2 separate regions of the Homo sapiens genome follow, and region 1 is linked to region 2. A link is a loop called in an ENCODE intact Hi-C map of the cell type or tissue named here. Cell type or tissue: IMR-90. All regions are shown on one strand. Each heading gives the region's core, and the rest is flanking DNA. Links, peaks and the distances in the headings are about the cores only. Region 1 overlaps RORB (RAR related orphan receptor B). Region 2 overlaps NMRK1 (nicotinamide riboside kinase 1).

What was found. A loop is a pair of places that touch in the nucleus more often than their neighbours do. Peaks named below come from ENCODE experiments on the same cell type or tissue, not always from the same donor. Only the 100,000 strongest peaks of a DNase experiment are listed, where the experiment ranks them.
Region 1: it touches region 2 in a loop (5-fold over the local background); 3 of 110 quality-filtered maps call a loop at or near these places.

What each region holds. Positions count from the first base shown.
Region 1 is chr9:74,565,192-74,577,894 of GRCh38, forward strand. The region is part of intron 1 of RORB (RAR related orphan receptor B); the gene reads left to right. Among named protein-coding and RNA genes, the nearest start is that of RORB-AS1, 73 kb to the left of the region's middle. In IMR-90, for the core only: a CTCF peak has its summit at 5,938; no DNase peak of the experiment used is centred there.
Region 2 is chr9:75,070,424-75,083,126 of GRCh38, forward strand. It overlaps NMRK1 (nicotinamide riboside kinase 1), which reads right to left. Exons shown (of 9, transcript NM_017881.3): 2 at 12,664-12,703; 3 at 7,067-7,157; 4 at 6,736-6,784. The coding sequence starts at 12,692. Among named protein-coding and RNA genes, the nearest start is that of NMRK1, 11 kb to the right of the region's middle. In IMR-90, for the core only: a CTCF peak has its summit at 6,920 (motif pointing left); a DNase peak (open chromatin) is centred at 6,928.

The DNA.
Region 1 (12,703 bases), core at 2,428-10,427, 510 kb before region 2:
AGCTAAAAACACCCAATCTTTGCAAAGACACACCACTCAGCAGAAAGGGTCCTGTGCAAAATTCCACTTATTCACAAATTTATACAAATAAAATTACTGTTTGAGAATTGCTAGAGAGAACCAACAGGTGGATTTCTAACTGTTTCTTCTTTGGTTTAACATCTAGTAACTTTGAGTAGGAGAACAATGAATCTTTGAGACATATTCACTTCAAAATCAATATGTTGAGTAACATCACATAAATGATGAGTTTCGTCACTGTTCATTGCCAGCTCTCATTTTTGCTGGCAAATATCAGCATCAAAATTTTCATAAGCATTCTGTACCTTAGAGATCAAAGTGGTTTTGTTTACTTTTAATTTGATAAGTAGACGTGTGACCCCTAAGTAGTTAAATTTATCAATTGTGAAGTTAAGATGAAAATTATTTATCTTTACATTTATTCAAAAAGTGAAATGTAAAAACTTGTCTTAATATCTTAGACCATGCCTTTCCCTAAAAAGCATCTTCTTTTTCATACATTTTTATTTAAGCTTTTCTGCTTGTGTGTTGGCAAAATAAATCTTTTTCAGGTTATATGTGATTATCCTACAGATATGCTGTTGAGTGAGATCTCCTACTTTCATCATCTATACTTAGACTTAAGTCAGAGTCCCCTTCATGTCTCTTACATGAATATCAGAATTGCCTAATTCGAATTAAAACTTCCCTGATTAATGACAAGTGCTCTTTGAACAAGATGTTCTGATGATCTCCAATCCTAAAATTCCTCATTCAATGGGTTGTGTAAAAATACTTCATACATTTCAGTATTGCTCTCAGGCACTGATGAAGTATTAATATGGGTGAAAAAGACCATAGTCATCAATGTATGTGCTACTTATTGAGGGCAATGGTAAATCTGCTTCCTTCCTCTGCTGTCCTTTACCAACCCCTGTCACCTCAAACGATGAAAGGAAGAGTGAGGAAATGATAAAATCCAAGACCAGGGAAATCCATTAGCCCAAATATGCTCTCCATTATTGCCTTTCATCAAAAGCTTTTACAGCAATTCATTTTTTTCTGGCTCTATGAAATCTAAACTTTTTAAGTTAGAATCTCAAAGTCATTCTGCTTCATAGAGTTGTTGGGAAGATACTAGATAATGCATATACATTTCTTCTCATGTTTTGAGAACATATTATTTATGTTATTTTCTATTATTTTGTTAGTTGTATTAGTTGTATTATTCTGTCTCTACTACTATCAACAGTTTTGTGTTTCCACAGTGGTTCTTTACATCTTCTTCTCCAAATCTTCATCTTTTATAAAATAAGCCCTTCCGGCCGGGCACAGTGGCTCACACCTGTAATCCCAAGACTTTGGGAAGCCGAGGTGGGTGGATCACCTGTGGTCAGGAGTTCGAGACTAGCCTGGCCAACATGGTGAAACCCCGTCTCTACTAAAAACACAAAAATTAGCTGGGTGTGGTGGCATGCACCTGTAGTCCCAGGTACTCGCAAGAGTGAGGCAAAAGAATCACTTGAATCCAGGAGGTGGAGGTTGCAGTGAGCTGAGATGGTGCCACTGCGCTCCAACCTGGAAACAGGGCGAGATTCCATCTCAAAAAAATAAATAAATAAAATAAAGAAGCAGGGTAAGATATAAGGCTGATAGCCCCAAATAAATCAGAGATGTCATTAGTATTTCAGTTATTCAGCCATACTGACGTTGTCATTTGTTTATGTGACTTTTCTTTCTATGTAGGAACCTAAAATAACCCAGAAGTTTCTGTGGGTTTTGGTTTTCCAAAAGCTGTTGCTTGCCTACCTCATTTGGGGCAACAAATGCCCACCCCACCCTTTTTTTTTTTCTGAGACAGAGGCTCGCTCTGTCGCCCAGGCTGGAGTGCAACGGCGTGATCTCGGCTCACTACAACCTCTGCCTCCCGGGTTCAAGGGATTCCCGTCTCAACCTCCCGACTACCTGGAAATACACGCACACACCACCACACCCGGCTAATTTTTTGTATTTTTAGTAGAGACGAGGTTTCACCATGTTGCCCAGGCTGGTCTTGAACTCCTGTTCTCAAGTGATCCACCCGCCTTGGCCTCCCAAAGTGCTGGAATTATGGGTGTGAGCCACCGCGTCTGGTCGGAATGCCCTCTACTTGAGAGGACCCTCTCTAGTCCCAGGAAAGCTGGATGGATTCCAAAGGAAGGAAACAGAGATTGACACAAGACAACATTGAATTGAACCTTCACATTTTCTTCTTGGTTGCTGAGCTCACATAACCAAGATAGGGAAAGGGATAGGAATTCAGAGTAGGTAATGGCAAGGACAGAAAAGTCAAGTTCCCCAATGTCACAGCTCTCAGAAACAGGAACATGATAAATGTAGGGGGAAATGAGGGTCTCCACTGAAACCATAGTTGTAATAGATCCTATGGTTTAATAGAAACCATAGTTTTAACAGGATCTATTAAATTGAATTTAATTCAGCACCACAGTCTCCCCTCATTCTGAGACTTTGTTCCCACTCGTAAGGAAAATGGTACCACTTATGAAAGATAAAGACTCAGCAGTCCCATTTTCAAAACTCTGAAGTATTCCTCTCTCTGAGCGAGTGGTTCCTTTCATTCGAAGGCATTGCATGTATGTGTGCTTTCTTTGGAATGGAAGTGCCATGAAAGAAAACACATTTTGACGAATTCCAGAGGAAGCATCAAGAACTGCCAGGTGACTTGTCATAGAGCTTTCAAGCCTAGTGTCATTTTATTTTTACAACCCAGGGTTTTAGCAACTCAAGAGGCTTTATATGTGTTCATTAACCGCAAATCTGTAATTTAAATGGACAAATTATCCTGGTTAATAATCTAACACATCATTCCCAATTCTTCCTGCTGTCAATATTCGAAACAGAGCTCAATATTCCAAATTTTTATAACACCTTTCACATGTTAAGTGGGTACAGTTTTGACACACAAGACAAAATAAAATAAAATTCCGTACTGGACAACACTCACAAAAGCTGCTTGATTCAGGTGAAAAGTATTTTGCTTCCATATTGGCCTAGAGCATCTATTTATGTATTTTTTTTTTTGAAAATAGAAACTCAAAAAAATTATTGTGATTTTTTTAGGTCATTATATAAGGGATAGAGAGAGGTCACCTAAAATGATGAAAATTAGCACAATAAATATGACTGTGAGAGCAGCAATCAATTCTTTTCTTAAGAAAATTAAACCGGAGCCGGGCACGGTGGCTCACGCCTGTAATCCCAGCACTTTGGGAGGCCGAGGTGGGTGGATAATGAGGTCAGGAGTTCAAGACCAGCCTGGCCAAGATGGTGAAACCCCGTCTCTACTAAAAATACAAAAATTAGCCAGGTGTGGTGGTGGGCACCTATAATCCCAGCTACTCGGGAGGCTGAGGCAGGAGAATCACTTGAACCCGGGAAGCAGAGGTTGAAGTGAGCCAAGGTCGCGCCATTGCACTCCAGCCTGGGCGACAAAGAAAGACTCCATCTCAAAAAAAAAAAAAAAGAAAAAAAGAAAATTAACTGGAAGTTTGTCTTTAAAAATATTACAATAGTTTGAACTAGCATTATCACCTAGAGTGAAATGAACATTTAAAATCTAAACCTAAAATCATATTTATAAGTATAAATGTATATTAAAATATTTGCAGTTTCCTCAAGATATTTATAGTGTCACAGTTCTAAAGTTATGAAAATCTTTCATCTTTTATCAAATATTAAAAATCATACACTCAAAAAAGCCCTTATTAGAAGAACTCTTCTTCTAAGAAAACATAATATGTTTAGCTAGAAACGTTAGTATGAATGTACCAATGTTAAGGTTTTTGTTAGCTGAACAGGTTGTTGCTAGGATAAATATAAACCATTGATATATTATAGTGTAAATAACCATATATGAATGTATTTCAGTCACCAGACACAAATGAAAAAAATTCTTAATAGATCATTATAAAATGGAATTGTTATTATTGTTATGCAAGTCCAAATTGGGAGGTCATTAATTAATACAATGGTATATCTGTCATTATTTCAAGCTTTATCTTATAAAGCTTGTGTTTATTTTTCTTAGTTTTTATGAATACATGAGATGCTTTTTTTAACTCTGCTGTTAAGAAGACTGTACTCAAAGACATTGGGAATGTAAATATATATTAAAGTATATAGTGTATAGTGTAGCCATAGGCAGGTTTATTTATAAATGTCAATGCTATTTTGTTGTGAAAGTTCATTATGATGACAGTTTTAAAAGTAGGGCCAATTCAAGAGTGTTTATTACATACCAAAAAAAGGAAAAAATATTTACCTTGTATTTTTTGATGTCTGGGGATAAGATTAATTTATAAATCGATGTGTTGCATTGAAATAGCAAATGTAAAAACCAGTCACAAATACTAGCCTTAAAGGTAGAATGTGTGCTGTTTTTATAAGGCCCTGCTCATCATTGAAACCAGGTGACTTTAAAAATAATCTACAAAATTAAAAAATTTGAAATTTGGTTTAAAATTTTAAAATACCTCAGAAAAACAATAAAAAGGAAATTATATACTGCATTTGTCACAAATCTGACAACTCTAATACAAATATGCATTTCTCTTTCTTTGACTGTATATAAATAAGGCCAAATATCTAGCTTGTTAAATTAAAGATTCACCTGTATGTTTTCTCCACCAAATATTTGGAAACTCTTGAAATTTTTATTCGATTTTTTTAGATCTCACTAAGGTTTTTGATTAAGATCTTTTTTATTTTCTCCTCCCCTCCTATGTTCCTTTAAAAATAACAGCATATCCATTTTAACAATATAAAACTTCAGTTGATATTTTTTAGAGCTAGTAAAATTGCCAATCTTATAATACTAAAATTCTTCCTTCTTCAGAAATCTTCTTTGGAGTGAATAGAGAATAATCCACAAAATAAATTTAATTCCTTAGAAGTTTGTTATTTTTAATGGAAGGATGTTTTCCATAAGCATTCTTCAAATAGCTTTGCTCCATACCTTCTCACTTTTTAATATTTGTATCATTACGTGTATCAATTTATTTATAAATTAATTGAATTCTGCATACAGGCATATATGTGCTGAATGTGTAAATGAATATGTATTTGTCATCTTTAATGTATTTGAATTTGGCTGATGCACCCATAAAAAAAGCCTCCAGCATATTTGCATAATTAAGCATAATATTATGATAAACCATTTCAAGGGAAAAAGTTGGTCTTACAATCACAATATGTTTATTTTTTTAACCTTGTAAATTCAGAATACATTTGTGGGAAGAACTGGAGATAGAAAAGATCGGCTTTACCTTCATGAAAAGAGGTCAAATGTTACTTTAATTAATCTTGTGTTATGCCAAAAAGAGTATTTATATAACACATAAATATTAAGCATGGCTGGTACAATTTTAGGGGAGCAAGAGTATTCTATTCCTTCTAGCTTTCACATAAGAAAAGAATTCTAGAAGAATTCTTGATTAAGACTCAAGTGTGCTACAGCTTATGAATTTGTGTGTGCACACACGTGTGTGTGTATGAATGTGTCTCACCACAGAGCCTGAAAAATAGTGTTCAATACATGCCGTTTGATTAATTCTTACTATACCTCCGAGTTATATCATCAGAACATATGTGAAGGTGACTAAGCAAATGGATCTTTTAAAAGGATATTACTTTTACATTTTATTATTAATATTTTTTAAAGTAAACCTCAAAAATTGTAAATTCTGGGAATCACACTATTGTTGTGAATTAATAATAAATAATATAATTAATTATATTATAATTAAATGATTGCTAGTTTTATAGATAGAAAATTCATGAACAAAATAGAAAATAATTTAACCTATGGAGAAATGTGTGCATTAAAGTTTCATCCCAAGGCTAAGTCAGTACTGTAGTTATTGGTGACATCGTGTGGTTGATGCTGGTATCGACAGCAGAGTCAGAGCATTTCCTAAAAATTGGTTAAATTACTATAAGCAAAATTAAAGTCTTAAAATGCACATTGTCTCGATTAAATTTGAAACAAAAAATTTCACCTAAACCATGACTAAATCATTCATCCCTCAAATTCTAGACCTCTTTTAGAATATTGTGGTATGCAGACACATGAAAATTGATGCATTACAATAGTACACAGCAGAGAGTACTCCGGAGCAGTATTTTTCACTACAGTACTTGCTACTTTCCTTTAAAAAAAAAAAAAAAACACAGTTTTAATTACTAGAGTTGGGGAACAGTTGTTCTCTCCAAAAAAAGGGTAGAATTCTCTATTCACTGTCTCACATTTTTACTTGAAAAAGTTATCGTTGTTAAAAGAATTTTAAAAACTTAATTTGCATCCTATTTTTATTTAAATTACCTCTGATATTTTAACCAAATATTATCACTGCTGGAGAGCACCTAATATTACTCAATATTATTTTTTTCGTAATAGTAAAAGGTGAACTAATTTTGTTTTAAACTTTGAGGTTAATTTTTTAAATGAGAGTTCTGGTTTTTAATATGGTAACTTTGACCTCCACAATGTCATGCTCCTATAGTTTGACAAAATAGGAGGTTGCAGATGTTAAATATAGCCCTGTTCTCGTAGAGGAAAGGCAAGGTTGCAAGGCAGGATTTCCAGCACAGATTGTAGTAAATGCTTTCTGAGCCATCTTCCTCACACAAAGAAGCGGTGATAATTCCTTCCGTGGACATTCCCAGTCGGTGCACATCTCTGCACCTCCCCCGCCCTCCTGAGGCTCTTACCTGGTTTCTGCATAACATCATATTGCATAGTGCAGAGACCCCTGGGGAACTTTCTTTCTCTACCTGGGGAAGGCCTTCTAAACTCTAACATAGCACCACCTGAGATATTAATTTGCGACTCTTGCTAGGGTTTAGTGAAAGCTAATTCCCTAGAGTAACTATTATTGTACCATGCGATACTGAATGAAAAGCTCCATCGTTCTGTCTCTTTTTAAAATTCAGACTGCTAAATTCAACGGGATAGGGAAGCATAGATAACATTTATTAATATAGACAATTTTCACTGGTTTTAAAGGAAGATGGTTATGATGGGTACTGATATGAAAAAAAATATTATGGTCAGTTATGTCTCAAGACCAAAGTCACAGGAAATATAATCCTTATTTGACTATGAACATGTCCCAAAGAAAGCACAGGTATGAAGTCTTTTTCCTGAGCTTAGATGACTGAGGAAATCTGGGGTTACCTGGCACTGCATGCAAGCTATTTTTGGAGAGAGCCAAGATCTGCCTCTCATCAAGAAAGATGCCCCACCATGATAGCTGGTTATTGAACTGGTAGCATTGACAATTGATGAGGTGATGTTATCACCTTTGAAGTGCGGGTCACAGGAGGGAAAAAGGGTGCTCTTGAGGGTAATGAGATACAAAACCAGCAGAATCACACTGCCATTGCCCAGAGCTAAATTAAAACCGGTAAGGAGAACCCCTTGGAATATTTTTTCTTTCTACACTTGGGGCCAGTCTTGGGATTAATTAGCTAAATTCAGCTGAAATCCCTGTTTTCCTCAGTAGGTTTCACTTAATTACTTTATATGTTTCCTCATCCAGGTGTAACATGACAATATAAGTTAAAACAATTCCCAGTAGTACCACCTTGTGAAAGATATTCCCAATTTTCCCTTCGTGTGTGGCACAAAGGGTAAGAATGTGAGGAAATTGCATATCGAACAACTGTTCCAAAATTAGCAAATTGTAGCTGAATTTGAGACGGTAATTTTCACTCTTCAGAATCTTTTAATTGTAGATCACAAAAATCTTATCTTCTTTGTATTAAACTATTTTGGTAATTCGGTCAGGTGCCCATTTTCCCAATCTACTAAGTATATAACTTGAGGTAAAAGTAACAAAAGTTTCACACATACTTCAATTACTGAAGACTAGACAGTTTTCAAACGTGTTTTTTTCCACATCTTAACTCCATGGACCTCACTTTTTTGAACAAAGTATGTGGTGCCATTTTGGACATTTAATTAACTGGCACATCTTGTAAAGAATTCACACATGATCTGTAGCTGTTTTGAGGGGGTTGCACATCAGATATCAATGAGGGGCCAATCAGCCACTTGTGCATGTCATTTGTACAAGTGTGTTTTCCCATTCAATTTTGGCTCCACTCTAAATGACAACGTCAGTGCTTGAATTTTTTCCACAGAAGGCCAGGAAGCACTGCATTCCCTAAGCTTGATGTGACAACCTTCAACCAAAGGCTGAGCTTTTGTTATTAAAAAAAAAAAAAAAAAAAAACTGGGCCTAATGATTGCAGCAAACAGCGTTGGGATTTTATTGATGTACTCTATGTGACTGTGACAGTGTTGACATGAAATCAAATTCAATTAGCAGGGGCTTGCTAATGACTTACACTGCTTCAAAAACTCACAAGGACAAAGCACTTGGCCAGAAATCTCCCGGCTACTGTCTGGTTTCCAACTCCTTTTGGTTGCTTCTCAGAGCAATAACCAACTGCCAGATTGTCTCCATAGATTAATGTTAAAGAACTTCACTAATGAAACTCTTGACAACATCTGTGTGTGATGAGAGGGAAAGGGTAGGGAAGGGAGACGGAATTTCTGTCCTCAGGTGCTCTTGAAGCAATTTCTAAAACCACTGTGGAGCACATCGAAAGAAACAGCAACTGTGTCTCTGGAGGATAACTTGGCTGGACAGGGTATCAAAGCTGCAAGGGGAAATAAGGTCTGTGGTCAGGATAGGGTTTCAGTAAGGCTAGAGGCACCCTCTCGGAATGCGTGGGAGGCCAGGCCATTATCTGAGCAGTATTTTAAAGGAACAGAGGCGCCATTATGATGCCTGCATCAACCCAGCAAGATGAAGATGATGTCCGTTCTAGATTTCCACAGCTTTTATTGACGGCCTCCTCATTGTGTCTTTCCTGATTGTCTGGCAGTCTCATTATCATACCCACTCCTTCCCCTGAAAAGGAGCAGGAACAGCTTTGACTCACACATACAACTCCCACTACCTGATTAGCAAACAGATCCAGCCCTGAGTCAGTTTCAGGGGTCCTCCGTAAATACAATGTCAAGTAAATAAAGTATGATCTTAATTGACAGAAAGTTTACGAGGGGAAATAAGCCAGTATTCTGCTGTGTTGTTATATCACTTTAACACTTCAAGATGGTTTACTTCAATGTTTATCCTCAAATTACCTTCTCCATTTTACCTCACAGATATTTTCCCTTAATATTTCTTTCTTTATTAATTTAAATATGCTGTTAACAACAATTGCATAAATAGTAGCATTAAGGAGCTCTAAAAAATAAATAAATAAAGCATGGAATCTGGTAAAAACATGGCTATTTGTGTGTCTTTAGGCCTTCACCACCATCCACATTATAGTGCAACCAGATTATTGTAAAACAACAAAACCTCAGAGTCAGAATTGGGCACAGACTCCAACCTTTTGGGATCTCCCGTAACTTGTAGGTAAATTGACCATGTAACCCTGCAACCTGAAAACATCATTAAAAAGCCATAAACTAGTCATACGATTGAGAATCCAAGCCACTAGTGATATGATTTTCACAAGCAAGAAGAAATCTTAAAATTCTAGTGACTTCTGAGATTATAAAGAAAGAGGAAAAGACAGAAAGCAACACCTCAGGAAGGAGTTTTAACACGAAGGAGAGCCTCTTCCTATCGTCAGTCCCAATCACACTGCTCAGTGGTAAGCTAAGCGTATATGGGACTGAAACTTAGCACTGATGGGGGCCAAAAGAGTATTGCATACCAGGAATATAGAAGTAAATAACTATAAGAAATTGAAGTTACATAAAGTGTGTCCTAAACCCTTGAAAAACTGCTTGAGCCATGTTAACAATGAGTACGGACACCTTAAATACCTGGACTGATACAAAAAAGGTAGACTGTGCCTCTCTCAGTAACAACTGCAAGACTATCGTTTTATGCCCAGACGTGTAACAAATCACATTGTTTACTCTTTAAAATTACCCGGTATTACTCTTCTCATTTTACAAACAAGGAAACTGAGTCTCAACCTCCTTGATGGCTCCAGAATTGCTCAGGAAAATGTCCACTCGTTGGAGACAGTCCCAGGACAAAGGGAAGATGGAGGACCTGCAGGGCTTTGCATTTGCTTAGCAGTCACCCTCTTTTCACCCAAGTCGATTGTTTATTTGACATGACTTAACACTGCCATTCTCTTCACCTGAGCACTTCAGAAACTTTTCTGAAGCCCCCTGAGCAGTACAGGAAGTGGTAGAGCGAGAATGATTTGTATTCACCTGCCTGACAGGAAAGCCTGTGTTTTTATGGATCACCTGCAAAACTTTCTAACTTTCATTTACTATTATTATCTTCCAGGACAAATGGATATGCCTGGACACTCACCAAGAAATAGGCTAATTATTTCAAAAGGCCCAATTGTTAAAAAAAATCTGACTACTAGAGCTCACAAGGCAGTTGACACAGAAAAATGTTGTTCAGTTTCCTGTATAAGTTAGAGATCTGCCTCCTAAAATCTTGCATAGATTAAAAGTCAGAAGAGGGAGGGATAAAAAGCAGTCTCCTTATACAGTGGTACAGGGAATATTAGACCCCACAGAGTAGGAAGGACAAATCAGACACAATATTATGAAGATCAAATGAGATAATGCATGTAAAAGCACTTTGTAAATGAAAAAGCCCTGTGAAATGTGAGCTGGTGTTATTATTAATATTATCACGCAGGATTTCTTTGCCTCCTTCTTAATAAAATAATGGTCTTCTTCAAGGTCCCTCGAAGCCAAACCAAAGGAGTGTGTTTCCAGAGAAATGAAAAGTAAAGGTAATTGTGGATGTTCAATAAATATTAAACAGCCTCGCTGTTTGTGGGAAGCTTCAAGTACATGATTAAGTTGCAGGTGATAGTAAAGGAAACCAGCATGATCTTTAATTATAAAATACTTGTTAGGTTTGATTCCAGTAAAATGCAATTACCTTGAGACTTCTGGTAATATCTCACAAGAGGCTATGTTCTCAAGATGAAAGCTTTTGTGGATGCATGTTAGACTCCATTGTTTGGGACCATGTACACCCATCCTGGCTCCTGTCTGTAACAGCTAATCACCATTAACTGGACGAGCCTTGCAGGAATTCCCAGTTGTATGCCAGCCATTCTGTGGCCTGCCTTGAAGTATGGAAACATCACAGAAGTGGGAATAAGGGCAACAGTGGCAGACCACAGCATTAGCTAGGCTTAGGGAGAAAGAGAAGGGAATTCAAGATTTCATAGGGGACAAAAGAGGGCCCAGTAGGAGGGAGAAAATGGAATTGTCCTTGTACATGTCATGATGATTATAATGCAAACAATTTTTTTTAAGACTAGCAGGGAAACCTCTGGATTTCATTTTGGAAAAGTATCCATCAATCTGTATAGCTTCATTTTAAAATGAAATTTTTAATCAGTGTATATTTTTTGAACCCGCCTGGGAAAGCAATTGGTGGGCTTAGAAAATGTTATTTTGAAAGCCTTTTTTAGTTTCGTGCTGGTAGGGTTCCAAAAGCCTTTTTTAAAGAACATTCTTATATAATAATGATAGCTAACACTTAACTAGTGGGTACTACATGCCATGTACCAGCAAGTGCTTTATGTATGTTAACTCTGTCAATACTCATAATGAACCCATGGGGAAACCGTGGCAGTAATGCTCATTCATTTGTCTACAGTCACACAGCCTGTAAGAGGAGAATCCAGTTTTCATGTCCAGGCAGTCTGGATGCAGAAATAATGCTCTACCCCGTCAACATTGCCTCCAAGGCCAGTGCTCTAGAGGTTTCAAGTGTATGTAGGTTACAAGAAAGACTGCATGTGTGTGTCTATGTATTCTGCTGAAGGGAGATGCTTAAGATGAAAATGTTTACCCATTAAAAACTATGTTGCTTATCTTCTTACACACTGAAGCAATTGAATTTTGCTGGGTTTTTTTTCTCTCTATGTTCATCAGTTTCTTCTTGTACAATCAGTTCTATGAATTGGACTTAGTTTCTTCACTAATGTCAAAATCGTTCTGTAAAAGAGTCCTATCCTCCTTTTAAGAATGATCTTGGTGTCTTTCCTTTGGCTTCCAAATTATTACTACTTTAAATTATAGTCAAGGGCTTTAATGCAGGGTTACCATGATTCTACTTTTAGGCATCTACTTAGTTTCCTTTGCTCTTCCTCACCCTAAATTTGCTCTAGGGAGCACTGTCAGGCATCACAGTACATGACTCTTCAAATGGAAAGTACCTGTCAGTAAGCAAAATAGTGTGTATATTTCTATTTGGAAGAAACTGTGAGCTATGGGCATGCAATTGCAAGGTGAATGATAGATGGCTCCAAAACCAAGAGCAAAACACTTCCTGAGAGAAAGTTAGCAGAAGGTGACACCCATTATGGATGCAAAGTGAAATGGGGCAGAGACACCAAAACCAAATAAGCGGGTTTGCCCCAGCTCTTTTACTTTCCAGTTATTTAGCCTCACTGATCCTCAGATTCCCACCCTATAAAATGGAGGCAAAAACATTGGCTCTGTAGGTTTATTATGAGAAATAAATGAAAACCTGTATAAAATGCCTGACACACTGACAGATGAGTTATGGTGCCAAGTAGTAATTGCTTTTGTTCAATTTGGTTTCTTAACTAAAAGGAACCTTGT
Region 2 (12,703 bases), core at 2,758-10,757:
GACACATGGAGGGAAATATCTGTAATGTCTTTGGCAAAGAGTTAAGATATTTAATATACCAAAGAGCTCTTCTAGATAAATAACTAAAAGTCAGACTATTTGTAAAGAACACAAATATGTCATTGTCACACTCTAAAAATGTACATACTTCTCGAGTTAATTGTGATTTTAGAAAAGTAGCCTATAGCTTTTAAAAGTATGGTACTTAAACCAGTAGTATTAGCATCACCTGGGAACTTGTCAGAAATGCAAATTCTCAGCTCCACTCCAGAACTACTGAATTGAGCCAACAGCACTTAAGAGTGTTTTTTAGTGGAAGGTTTTTAAATGATGGATTAATTTATTTAATAGACATAGGACTATTAAGATTTTTTTCTTTGTTCTGGTGTTAGTTTTGGTAAGCGATGTCTTTCTAGGAAATTGTCAATTTCACCTAACTTTTCAAATTTATTTGTATAGCAAGAGTGTTCATAATATCCTTTTATCTCTTTAATGTCTGTAGGATCTACAGTGATATTACCTTTTTTGCTTTTGGTATTTGTAATCTGTTCCTTCTCTATTTTTTTTTTAATCAGACTTATTTAATCTGGGGATTGCTCAGATTCTTGAAGTTTTATGTCTTAAACCAAATTTGAGAAGTTTTTTTTTTAAACCATTACTTCTTTGAATACTTTTTTAGTCCCACACTTTCTCCTGAGACTCCAATGATATGAATATTAGATCTTTCATTATTGTTCCACATTTTTATTCATTTCTTTTCAGTCTATTCTCTGTTGTTCAGATTGAGTAATTTGTATTGTTCTGTCTTTAAGTTCACTAATTATTTTCTCTGTCATAGTTACTCTGCTAATGAGCCAATCCAGTGATTTTTCAAATTTTGGTTAATGTATTTTTTCCACTCTAAAATTTCCATCTGGTTCTTTTTTCAAATCTTCTATTTCTTTACTGAGGCAGTCTAGTTTTTCACTTGTTTCAAGCCTGTTTGCAATATTATGTTTACAGCCTTTTAATAATGCTGCTTTCAATTCTTTGTCAGATAATTTCAACATCTGTGTGATCATGGTATTGGTGTCTGTTGATTGGTTTTTCTTAGTCAAGTTGAGACTTTTCTGGTTCTTGGTATAATAAGTGATTCTCAGCTGTGTCCAGGACATTTTAGATCCTGTGTTATGAGGCTGTAGATCCTATTTAATCTTCTTTTGCAGGCAGTCACTCTGTTCTGGTATAGCTTGCAGGTTCAGGTGGGGGTGGATGCTCTGCTTCCTGCTAGGCCCTGCTGATGCTGTGTTGTGGGGGAAGTTGGTCCATTGTGAGAAGAGGGCGTCAAGGAGAGTGCTGGTTAAGTTTCATTGCTGCTAGTTGTGGGTAGAAGTTCAGCTTTCCACTGGGTTCTGCTGACAGGAGCTGACACGCCCTGAGTAAGGAAGGTGAAGTGCCAACCTGCTCCACTGCACACTGCCTCTTTCCACCTGAGTACTGCCAGGTGGAGGCGAAAGTGCAGCTTCCTGTTTGGTTCCACTGATCCAACCCCCATGGGTGACGTGGAGGGGTGACTCACCCTGCCTTGCTAATGCTGAATGGATCTTCTGGAAGTCTAGCTCCGCACCAAGCTAACAAAATGAAGGGAGGACAGTTTTGCCTTTTGTGTCTGGCTAGAGTAGGGTGGATATTATCAAAAAGTTTTTCTATTCTGGTAGGCCACCCTTTTCCTTGTCCCTTTTTTAGCCTGTGCCTATGGATGGTTCCATGTTGTATACTTCTCCTGTATATGTAGGAGGCAAAAAGAAAACCCATGGATCCCATAGCCATGTCATTCCTCCCGTCCTGGAATCTTTAGCCAGCATGCTTTCTTTTTTCCTTTCAGTCTTCCTTTGTCTGTTTGTTGCATTACGTCTAGGGTTTTTCATTGCAGTGGGGAGGAACAGTGAGCAATGGGACTAATCCATCTTGGCTGGAACCAGCAGTCTTACTACTTTTGATATATTTTTGTATCATTCAGTTAAAAATATTTTCTAATTTTCATTGTGATTTAGCTTTTGACCCAAGGAATAGATAAGTGTTTTGCTTCAGATAAACTACAATGATGTTTGGGATTTGCTTCAAAACAATATAGGTGAATAGAGTGGGTGAGGGTATAGATGAAATATAATTGGTCAAAATTTCATCATTATTAAAACTGGATGGCGAACTCAAGAGAGAGTTCATTATACTTTTCTGCTGACTTCTGCATATCTTTGAAATTTTCCATTAGAAAAAGTTTTTGAAAATCAGAAAAAAGGGTAATGCTTACTTTTCAAACATTTGGTTATTGATTTTTAATTTACTTCATGGTGATTATAGAGTATCTTTACATTTCTTCAATCCATAAAATGTATTAGGACTTACTCCATGCCCTTGCATATATGGACTGTTTGGGGTAATATATTCCATGTACTCAAGAAAAAAAAATATGTATTCTGCTGTTATTAGGTGCATGTTCTGTACATGTCAGTTTTTGGTCAAGTTAGTTAATTGTATTGTTCAAATCTGTTATATCATTAGCAATTTTTGTCTGTGAGTCTCATTAGTGGCTGTTATGAGTTGAATGCGTCCCCCTATGTTAAAGTCCTAATGCCCAGTTCTCCAGAATGTGACTGTTTGGAAATATGGTCATTACAGATACAATCAGTTAAGGTGAGGTCACACTGGAGTAGGGTGGGTACCTGATGCAATATGACTGGTTACAGAAGGAGAAAATTCAGACACACACAGGGAGAGCACCATGTGGAGATGTAGTCAGGGACTGGGGTGATGCAGCCGAAACCAAGGCTGCCGGAGATTTCAGCAAACACCAGAAGCCAGGAGAGGGGCACCGAAAAGAGTCTCCCTCACAGCCTCAGAGGGAACCCACCCTGCTGACACCTGGATCTCAGACTTCTGGCCTCTTGAATTGTGAGACAATAATTTTCTGTTGTTTAAGGCATTCTGTGGTACTTTGTTATGTTGCCCTAGCAAACTAATACACAAAGGAAGTTGTGTTAAAATCCCCCTCATCAGCTAGGCGTGGTGGCTCACACCTGTATCCCAGTACTTTGGGAGGCTGAGGTGGGCAGATCACCTAAGGTCAGGAGTTGGAGACCAGCCTGGCCAACATGGCAAAACCCCAAATCTACTTTAAAAAAAAAAATTAGTCAGGCGTGGTGGTGTGTGGCTGTAGTCCCAGCTACTCAGGAGGCTGAGGCATGAGAATTGTTTGAACCTGGGCAGCAGAGGTTGCAGTGAGCCAAGATCACACCACTGCACTGCAGCCTGGGTGACAGAGTGAGACTCCATCTCAATAAAAAATAAACAAACAAACAAAAAACTCCCACACCGATTGTGGATTTGTGTCTTTCTCTCCTCTTAGCTCTGTCAGTGTTTACTTAATGCATTTTAATGTTATGGTATTAGGTAGATAAAAATTTTAGGTTGTTTTATCTTCCTGTCGAAGTAACTCATTTCTCTCTCTCTCAGTAATACTCAGCCTTAAAGTTTACTTCGTTTGGTATTAGTATAGTTGCTAGAGTTATAACAGTTCTTTCAGTAGGTGTTTCCATCATGGATCTTTTTCTAGCCTTTTACGGCCTATATTTCTATGTCCTTATACATATCCTTTTTCTTTTTTTTCTTTTTTGAGACAGAGTCTCGCTCTGTTGCCCAGACTGGAGTGCAGTGGCACAACCTTGGCTCACTGCAACCTCAGCCTCCCAGGTTCAAGTGATTCTCCCGCTTCGGCTTCCTGAGTAGCTGGGACTATAGGCGTGAGTTACCGCACCTGGCCATTAAGTCTTTCTCTTTTAAGGAGCTTATTGTTGGCTTAAAAAAAAAAATACCAGTCTGACAATTTTTGGAGTATTTTAGTTCCTTTCACTTAATGTGGCTACTGGTATATTTGGGCTTAAATCTATCATCTTACTATTATTTTCTATTTTTCCACCATCTTTTGATTTATTTATTTATTTTTTTGAGACAGTCTCACTCTGTCACCTAAGCTGGAGTGCAGTGGCATATCTCGGCTCACTATAGCCTTTGCCTCCCGGGCTCAAGTGAGCCTCTCGCCTCAGTCTCCTTGGTAGCTGGGACCACAGGTGCGCACCACCACACCTGGCTAATTTTTGTATTTTTTGTAGAGACAGGGTTTTGCCATGTTGCTCAGGCTGGTCTTGAACCCCTTGGACTCAAGTAATCTACCCACCTTGGCCTCCCAAAGAGCTGGGCTTACAGGTGTGAGCCACCACACCCGGCCATCCCTTGATTTTTAATTTTTGTTTTGACTTCTTTCATATTAATCAACTATATTCCATTGAAAATGAATTATTTCCTCTACAAACTTGGTAGTTCCACATTTTAAAACTATCCTGTTTGTGCTCAGAAAGCCTTGACTAGTACTTTGATTTACCTTAAATTTGTACATTTACCTAAAATGTTCAAGTTTTTCCTTAAGATAGATTCCTGATGTGAGATGCTTGAAGTCATGGCATGAACATGCTAAGTTTGGGACACATGCTCAACCTCCTTTCCAGAAAGACTGTACCAATTTATCTATATACTTCCATCTAAAGTATATTAGGGCCTTTGTTTTACTGAGCCCATGCTATCACTGGCTAATTATCATTGCTTTAAACATCTTCGTTTACTTGGTAAGTGGGAAAAAAAGTAACTTGCAGTTCTTTAAGGTTGACTTTTATTGTACATTTATTAATCCAATAACTGACTGCTTCTATGAAGAGCTTATTCACATCCTTAGGCCCTTTTCCTACTGGGATATTAGTTTTTCTTATCAGTTTGTAAGAATTCATTAAAAATTAGAAATAGTAATTCTTTTCCAATTGTTGAAAACTGTTTTTCCTTGTTTTTCACCCTTACTTTGTAATGATTTTTCTCACTAACCTCTGGACGAGAGGAAGAGAAGAAAAAAAAAATGATCCTGGCTGCAACTCAAGATGCAAGAACAGAGAGTGAGTCAAGAATTTTGCCTCTCATAAAACTATTATGTGTCTGTAAGAACTGATTGATAACACTTTTCCTAAAAGGTTATCAGTTAAAAATAGAGAACATTATGACTTTTTAAAGAGAGCTCCCTCTGTCACTAGTTTGTGTAAGTATTCAATGATCATCTTTTTAATTATAAAAGTTAATAAGATAATCAAATATTAAACTGCCTATTAGCATGATATTCTCTACAAAAAATGTTTTATGATAGGCTGTAATCCTTTGGCTTCAAAACTGTGAGCTTGGAGTAAGGAATGAGGAGAATCCATCTAAAATATATTCACAAACCTTTCTGAACAGAGAAAAAAACAAAACCAAACCACAGTGGCCTAGTACTTTGGCCACCAAGAAGGAAAGCTGAAAGAATGAGAGAATATAGTTTGCTCCAGGCAAAATTCTCTCATGGGTGGTTGAGGGTGGCCAATGTAGCTACTTATACATCTTCAGAACAGGAATGGGCAGAGGGACAGCAAGCCTAACTTGCTTCAGAAGAAAACCCTGTGATTCCATGTGGAGAAAGGGGAACCATCATATACTATTGGAAGGAATGTAAATTAGTACAGCCACTATGGAGAAGTACAGAGATTCCTCAAAAAATTAAAAATAGAACTACCTCATGATCCAGCAATTCTATTACCAGGTATATATCCAAAATAAAAGAAATCAATATATCCAAGAAATAGCTGCACTCCCATGTTTATTGCAGCACTATTCACAAATAGCCAGAATATGAAATGAACCTAAATACCCATCGATGAATAAATGAACAAAGAAAGTATGGTGTGTATATGTAATGGAATATCATGCAGCCTTAAAAAGAATGAAGTCCTGTCATTTGCAGCAACATGGATGGAACGGGAGGCCATTATGTTAAATGAAATAAGTCAGGCATAGAAAGACAAATATCCCATGTCCTCATGCATATGTGGGAGCTAAAACAAGTGGATTTCATGAAGATAGAGAGTAGACTGGTGGTTACCAGAGACCCGGAAGGGGAGGCAGGTGGGGGGGAATGAAGGGAGAAAAAAAAGTATTTATTACAAATGAACTGTACACTTAAGATTGGTAAAGATAGTAAATTATATAGGCATATTTTACCTCAATGAAAAAGAAGAAAAATCTATCATTTCAGTGTTTTCAGTTTTATTATTTCATTTTAAAAAATATATATTTTTGAGACAGGGTCTCACTCTGTCACCCAGGGTGGAGTACAGTGGTGCGATCTCGGTTCACTGCAGACTCAGTGTCCTGGGCAAAGTGATCCTCCCACCTTAGCCTCCAAAGGAGCTGTGACTACAGGCATGCACCACCACACCTGGCTAATTTTTGTATTTTTTTGGGTAGAGATGGAATCTCCCTATGTTGCTCAGGCTGGTCTGAAACTCCTGAGCTTAAGTGATCTGCCTGCCTCGGCCTTCCAAAAGTGCTGGCATTACAGGTGTAAGCCTCCAAGCCTGGCCCCAGTGTTTTCAGTTTTAAATATAAAACTGGAAAAAGGTTTTAACTTATTTAAATAGTTCAACATAAATCAGAAACCTACAAATGCAGGCTTAAAGTACAACAATATATTTAAACACATTTTAAGACTGCCTTCACAGATATAGTGAAGTTCTTTTTTTAAATTTTTGTTCCACAGAACCATCAACTTCAACATAGTGAAGTTCTTTGGGTTTGAAAAAGAAAATGAACATAAGCATATAATATTTGACAAGTAAATCTACTTACCATCGTACTGCAAAAATCCATTTTTATCTGTCTCTATCTCAGACTCTGGCTGGAAAAATAATAAAGTACCCATCAAAACAGTGTGTAGGAAAGAAATAATACAATTATAGACTAAAAAGGAGAGAAGTCTTTAATAAATGCTTTGGATGATCAAAGAAAGATCAGCACTGATAGACAGTGCCATCTAGTGGATAAGTAACACCATTGCACTGAGCCTAATTTCAATACAAAACGTAAATCTCTAGCCAAAGACTTCTTGGATGTAATTCAATTAACGTGGTGGTTAAACATTTTTGTATTAAATAAATAATTTAAGAAGTTTTATAGATACCTTGAAGAAATCATCCTGAGATATGACACTGCAATTTGGGAGGTGTTTCTGCAAATTCTTAGCCAGTGTTGTTTTGCCACTGTTTGTCACACTGAAGCAAAGAAAAAAGAAAGTACCAAGAAGGAAAATGCATTAAAAATCATTAAACACTTTTTTTTTTTTGAGAGACAGGGTCTCGCTGTGTCACCAAGGCTGGAGTGCAGTGGTGCAATCTTGGCTCACTGCAACCTCCGATTCATGGGTTCAAGTGATTCTCCTGCCTCAGCCTCCCGAGGAGCTGGGATTACAGGTGCCCGCCACCATGCCCGGCTAATTTCTGTATTTTTAGTAGAGATGGGGTTTCGCCATGTTAGACAGGCTGGTCTGAAACTCCTGACCTCAGATGATCCACCTGCCTTGGCCTCCCAAAGTGCTTGGACGTGAGCCACCAGGCCTGGCCCAAAATTAAACACTTTAAAATAATTTTTTAAGAGGGTATTTAAAGCAATATTTACTATTTAAGAAAAAAATGATTTCTTTCATAGATAGTGCCTTAAACCACAGGCACTGGTAGATCTGATGTACTTAATAATAAGAAATAAGCTGGGAAAGATGAAGGAGAAAGGTAACTACCAAGTAAGGGAACTGAGTAACACTAACACTTAAAAATACAGACACTGTGTTGGAAGCAAAATTTTTTTTGCCTATGTCAAAATATTCACATGGTTCATATGCAACACAGAGAATATGAGTAGCACATTTTAGTGCAAGTGTATAAAACTGCATATGGTCACTGTGATTTTGCCTCAAGGCACAGTGGAAAAAACAGAGGAGTGGCTTATTACAAGCCCACCTACCATGAAATCACATTTCCTCTGCGATGCCTCCTTTTCCCCATCTCTCTCCACCTGGGGGCCAGCTGGGAGGTCTGCTGTAGCTTATCACAACAGGCCAGTTATTTGTCTCTTCTGACCGGACTGTGAAGTCCAGGAGAAGGGGCACTGAGTTACTCCTCTTTAGATCTAGTTTTGCAGCATCGAGGAGATCACACGGGAGGGAGGCACTTCTCGATTCAGTCATTTATTGAAAGCGTGTTTTAACCTGGGGCTCATGTCTGTGAACATAAGTCAGGGCATCTGTGAACTTGAATGAGAAAAAAATTATACCTTTATTTTCATTGAATTCTGACAGAAATTTAGCATCTCCTTTAATTATAAATGTAAGTGATATAAGTACCTCTGACATTCACCAAGAGAAATCACAGATGTTTTCATATTATGTTGCAGTTGGGGTGGATATCTTGAAGTATCATCGATGTTCATTATTGTTTCTGATTTATGGCATTGTTTAGACCCACTTCTGGCTATTGTTATTTAATATATTAACATAGAAGAGTATATATCACAATATCACAAATTTGTTTTTAAAAATATTTTTATAACTATATTTCAATATAACCAATTTCTTTTGTATTCCTGCATTTTATTTTGTACACTTAAAACTATTACTCTGAGGTCAAGATTTCACCATACCACCAAAATGTTCACAGCACAAAAACCTCCTGACTACACATCTATTTGTAAGAAACTTTGCTTAATCCCAGATGAGATCAATCCACAAATACTTATAATCTAGAAAAGGGAAAATGAACTAATATCCATTCATCAAAATGGCTTGTATATAACTCAATTACTACCTTATACCTCAAGGTAGAAGGAACCTGATTCACAAGATTTCTCATGTAACCTTACGATATACAATTGGGTAGGATATGGGCCATCTCTTTGAAAACGATGAAAAGTGAGTGGGTGCTACCCTATGTATCAAGAACATATTATGACTTTTCCCCTTCTTTAACAAAAATGTCTGTAAACCATACCAAATGTCCATAGTTTAGGTATTAAGTTTTGGTTTAAATGAGATAGTGAACAGGGGTGACTTTATTACAATATGAACAATCTGGCTAGAAAAATCTGTCATTTTTTAGACTTATCTCTGTTAAGATCACGCAGTCAAACCAACAGTAGTAATTAGATCCTTTCTCACTGACTTAGCTAAAGCTAATGAGAAATACACACCCCATTTTTGCACAAGCCTTGGAGGAGACAGATCGGCTAGAAGACAGTCTGAGATATGGAGAGGAGAGGGGAGAAAAAGTATTTAAACAAGCCTGCACCTAAGATCCACACTCAGACTGCAGACATCCTGGTCAGGTGACAGCTCAGGCCACCCAAAACATGGCGGAAAGGAATAGGAACCTTCCTTGGGGAAGGGAATAGGATGGGGGAAAGGGATAGGAATGGGGGAATAGGATGGGGTAAAGGAATAGGAAGGCCACCCAAAACATGTGGGAAAGGAATAGGAACATTTTCCTATGGCACGCCCACAACCACCACGTGTAGCTTGCGTGTGCTACCCAACCTGAGGAGAAGCGTGCCCAGCATGCATTCTGTCCTAGGATCTGAGGAAGGAAAAAGGGTGACTACTTGGTGCCACTCCCTTCTTTGCTCACAACACCCAAATAAATGCACAACTCCTGGCCCATTTATTTTTTATGTGCCAGGTAACAAGAGGGCTCATTGTATTTGGACATAACAGTGGGCTGGGGAGAAGTTAAAAGGCTGTCTGTAATTACTCAAACACGTGGAGAATACATTCTGCAACAGGTAGATGTTAATATTCCAATTTTCCAGTTGAGGAAACTAAGGATTGAGAAGTTGTATACTAATAAAACTAGTCCATGTTAAGTAATGGAGATGGGAAAGTCTAATGCCAGGATGGATTTAAACTTTTTTATGTTGTGGGACTCTGAGAGAATCCCATGAAGGTTATCATCTCTTTCCCCAGTGACTGAGTTTGGATGTTTGTCCCCTCCAGATCTCATATTGAAATGTGATCCCTGGCCGGGTACGGTGACTCACACCTGTAATCCCAGTACTTTGGGAGGTCGAGGTGGGTGGATCACCTGAGGTCAGGAGTTCAAGACCAGCCTGGTCAACATGGTGAAACCCCACCTCTATTAAAAATACAAAAATTAGCTGGGCGTGGTGGTGCATGCCTGTAGTCCCAGCAACTTGGGAGGCTGAGGCAGGAGAATCGCTTGAACCCAGGAGGCGGAGGCTGCAGTGAGCCGAGATTGCACCACTGCACTCCAGCCTGGGCGAGCAAGACTCTGTCTCAAAAAAGAAATGTGATCCCCAAGCTGGAGGTGGGGCCTGCTGGCAGGTGTTTGGCTCATGAGGGCAGATCGCTCATGAAGGGTTTGGTGCCATCCCCATGGTAATGAGTGAGTTTTTGCTCTGTTGGTTCACGTGAGAGCTGGTTGTTTAAAAAGTCTGAAACCTCCCTCTCACTCTCTCTTGCTCCTTCTTCCGCCATGTGACATGCTGGATCCCCTTCATCTTCCACCATGACTGTAAGCTTCCTGAGGCCCTCATCAGAAGCACATATCACCACCATGTTTCTTGTAGAGCCTGCAGAACAGTGAGCCAAATAAACCTCCTTTTCTTTATAAATTACTAAGCTTCAGGCATTCCTTTATAGCAAGACAAATGGACTAACACACCCAGAAAAATGACTGTCTTTACATTTGTGTTAAATTTCCAGGAAGTTCATGGATGCCCCCTGAATTCCTTCAGAACCCCTGTTATTTGCAATTGAATAATTACTAAGTTATTACTTCCCTATGAAGTAATTATTCGATTGAGGCTTATTGGACAATTACTTCCTAGGGAAGCAAGTGGCTAAGTTCATAAGATGCAAGGCAGGAACAAAAGTCGCCTTAACTGAATCCGGCATGGGCTTCACAGGTGCAGCAGCACTAAAATGAAACTGAGGCACTTGGCCAGGAGCAGTGGCTCATCCTTGTAATCCCAGCACTTTGGGAGGCCCAGATGGGAAGATTGTTTGAGGTCAGGAGTTCAAGACCAACCTGGATAACATAGTGAGACCCTGTTTCTTAAAAGAAAAAAATTAGAAATCATGGCACTTGCTAAATAAAAGATAGTGGAAAGAAGGCTTTCTTAGGGAGTTATGGATAGTACCTAGTACACAGGACAAGACAGAAGGTAGGTTTCTAGGTATACGGCCCTGTATTGGGACATTGAGAAGAGGGAAATCTTATTTACAGAGATGCCAGATGAAGGCTGGATTGGATCCTGTAGTGGACTTTGTAGTTGCCTCTCCAGGTTCCATGTCTGTTTTCTAGGTCCGGTTGGGACTGCTCCCACTCTCAATTCCAGAACAGAACCCACTGACCTAAACCAATCAGTGTAATCCCACCTCTTTTACCATGGTGGCTGAGTGTATGTGGACCAGGCTTATCCAGCAAAGGGAGACCTATGACCTAGGGGAAGAGAAGCATTTCCCCTTCTGCCCAGTGACAGGCTATGAAGAAACAAGTCACAGGGCTCCTAGTAGATCTTTGTGACCAAAAGGATAAGCCAATTCTAAGATGAACCCAAATGAAAGACACATAAAAGAGAGAAAAACTGCCTTTGGTGATACCACTGAGCTCCTGTATCAAATTTTTCCCGCAGCCTGCTACCCCTGAGGCTAATACATTTCCTTTATTACTTACAGATGGCCTTCATACATCATGATATTCAGATTTAATTCTCAATAACTCGGAACCACTGAATATCATTCATCAGGCAGATAATCAAAATGTTCTGTATGAAGATTAAACTGATAGAGGTGTGTAGGAAAGATTAGAAGGGAAAGATGGGGACTAGGGAATGACAGCCTGTATCAGGATGGTGGCAGTGAGGGTGAGAAGGAAGAGAAACACAAGAGAAGTACTGCAGAGAAAAACTGAACTTTTCTTCTGGTTAGATGGGAGGCAAAGCAGAGTTCTAACATTTAGTTCACTCAATTTTACTTCTGATTGATGACTTACTATGGTAATGTAATACCATAACACAATGATTTCCCCAAAATTACAAACAAAGTAGTCTCAGATATTTTATTAATTGGGTCACAAACAATGTGAATATACTTAGAGTAAAGGTGAACATAATATGGTAGCAAAACAAATAATGTCATTTTCAGTTGATGTTGATGTTTTATTTGCATGCCTGCCTATGGCACCACAGGTAGGATGACCATATAATTTAGAACATGTTTGAGAGAAAGAGAGGTGCATCCAGGGCCACAAGGATTAGCTTGGGCAACATGGGACATAAGGCCACCCAAAACATGGGGGAAAGGAATGGAGGTGAAGGTGTTCTGTATACCAAATGTCTGAAGCTGGGCACAGCTGGAAAGAAACTAAGTTTTCTCCTCCATCGTGATGAAGGAGAATGATATGGGGAATGATAAATCATCCTGAATGAAAGCAGTGCCCAATCAGACCTTGTCTCTGGTGTTAGCTCCACAAAATAAATGGGAAAGTGGGTAAATGTGGTTGACTGACTCTTCTGTTTCTCTGTTTATAGAAAACTCTTCCATCTCTTGTTGGCATTTATGAAGCCAGTGCTCCACTGATATTCCACAGTGGTCTGCTCTTCCCCAGGACTCTGGAATCCTCACTGCTTCTCCGTCCCCCACTCCATCCACACAGAAACACCATTTGGACATCCTCAGTATCTTAAAGAGCTGTTTGTAGCAAAATTACTCACCCACTGATTCCAATGATAAATGTTTTCATAATTAGCTTTG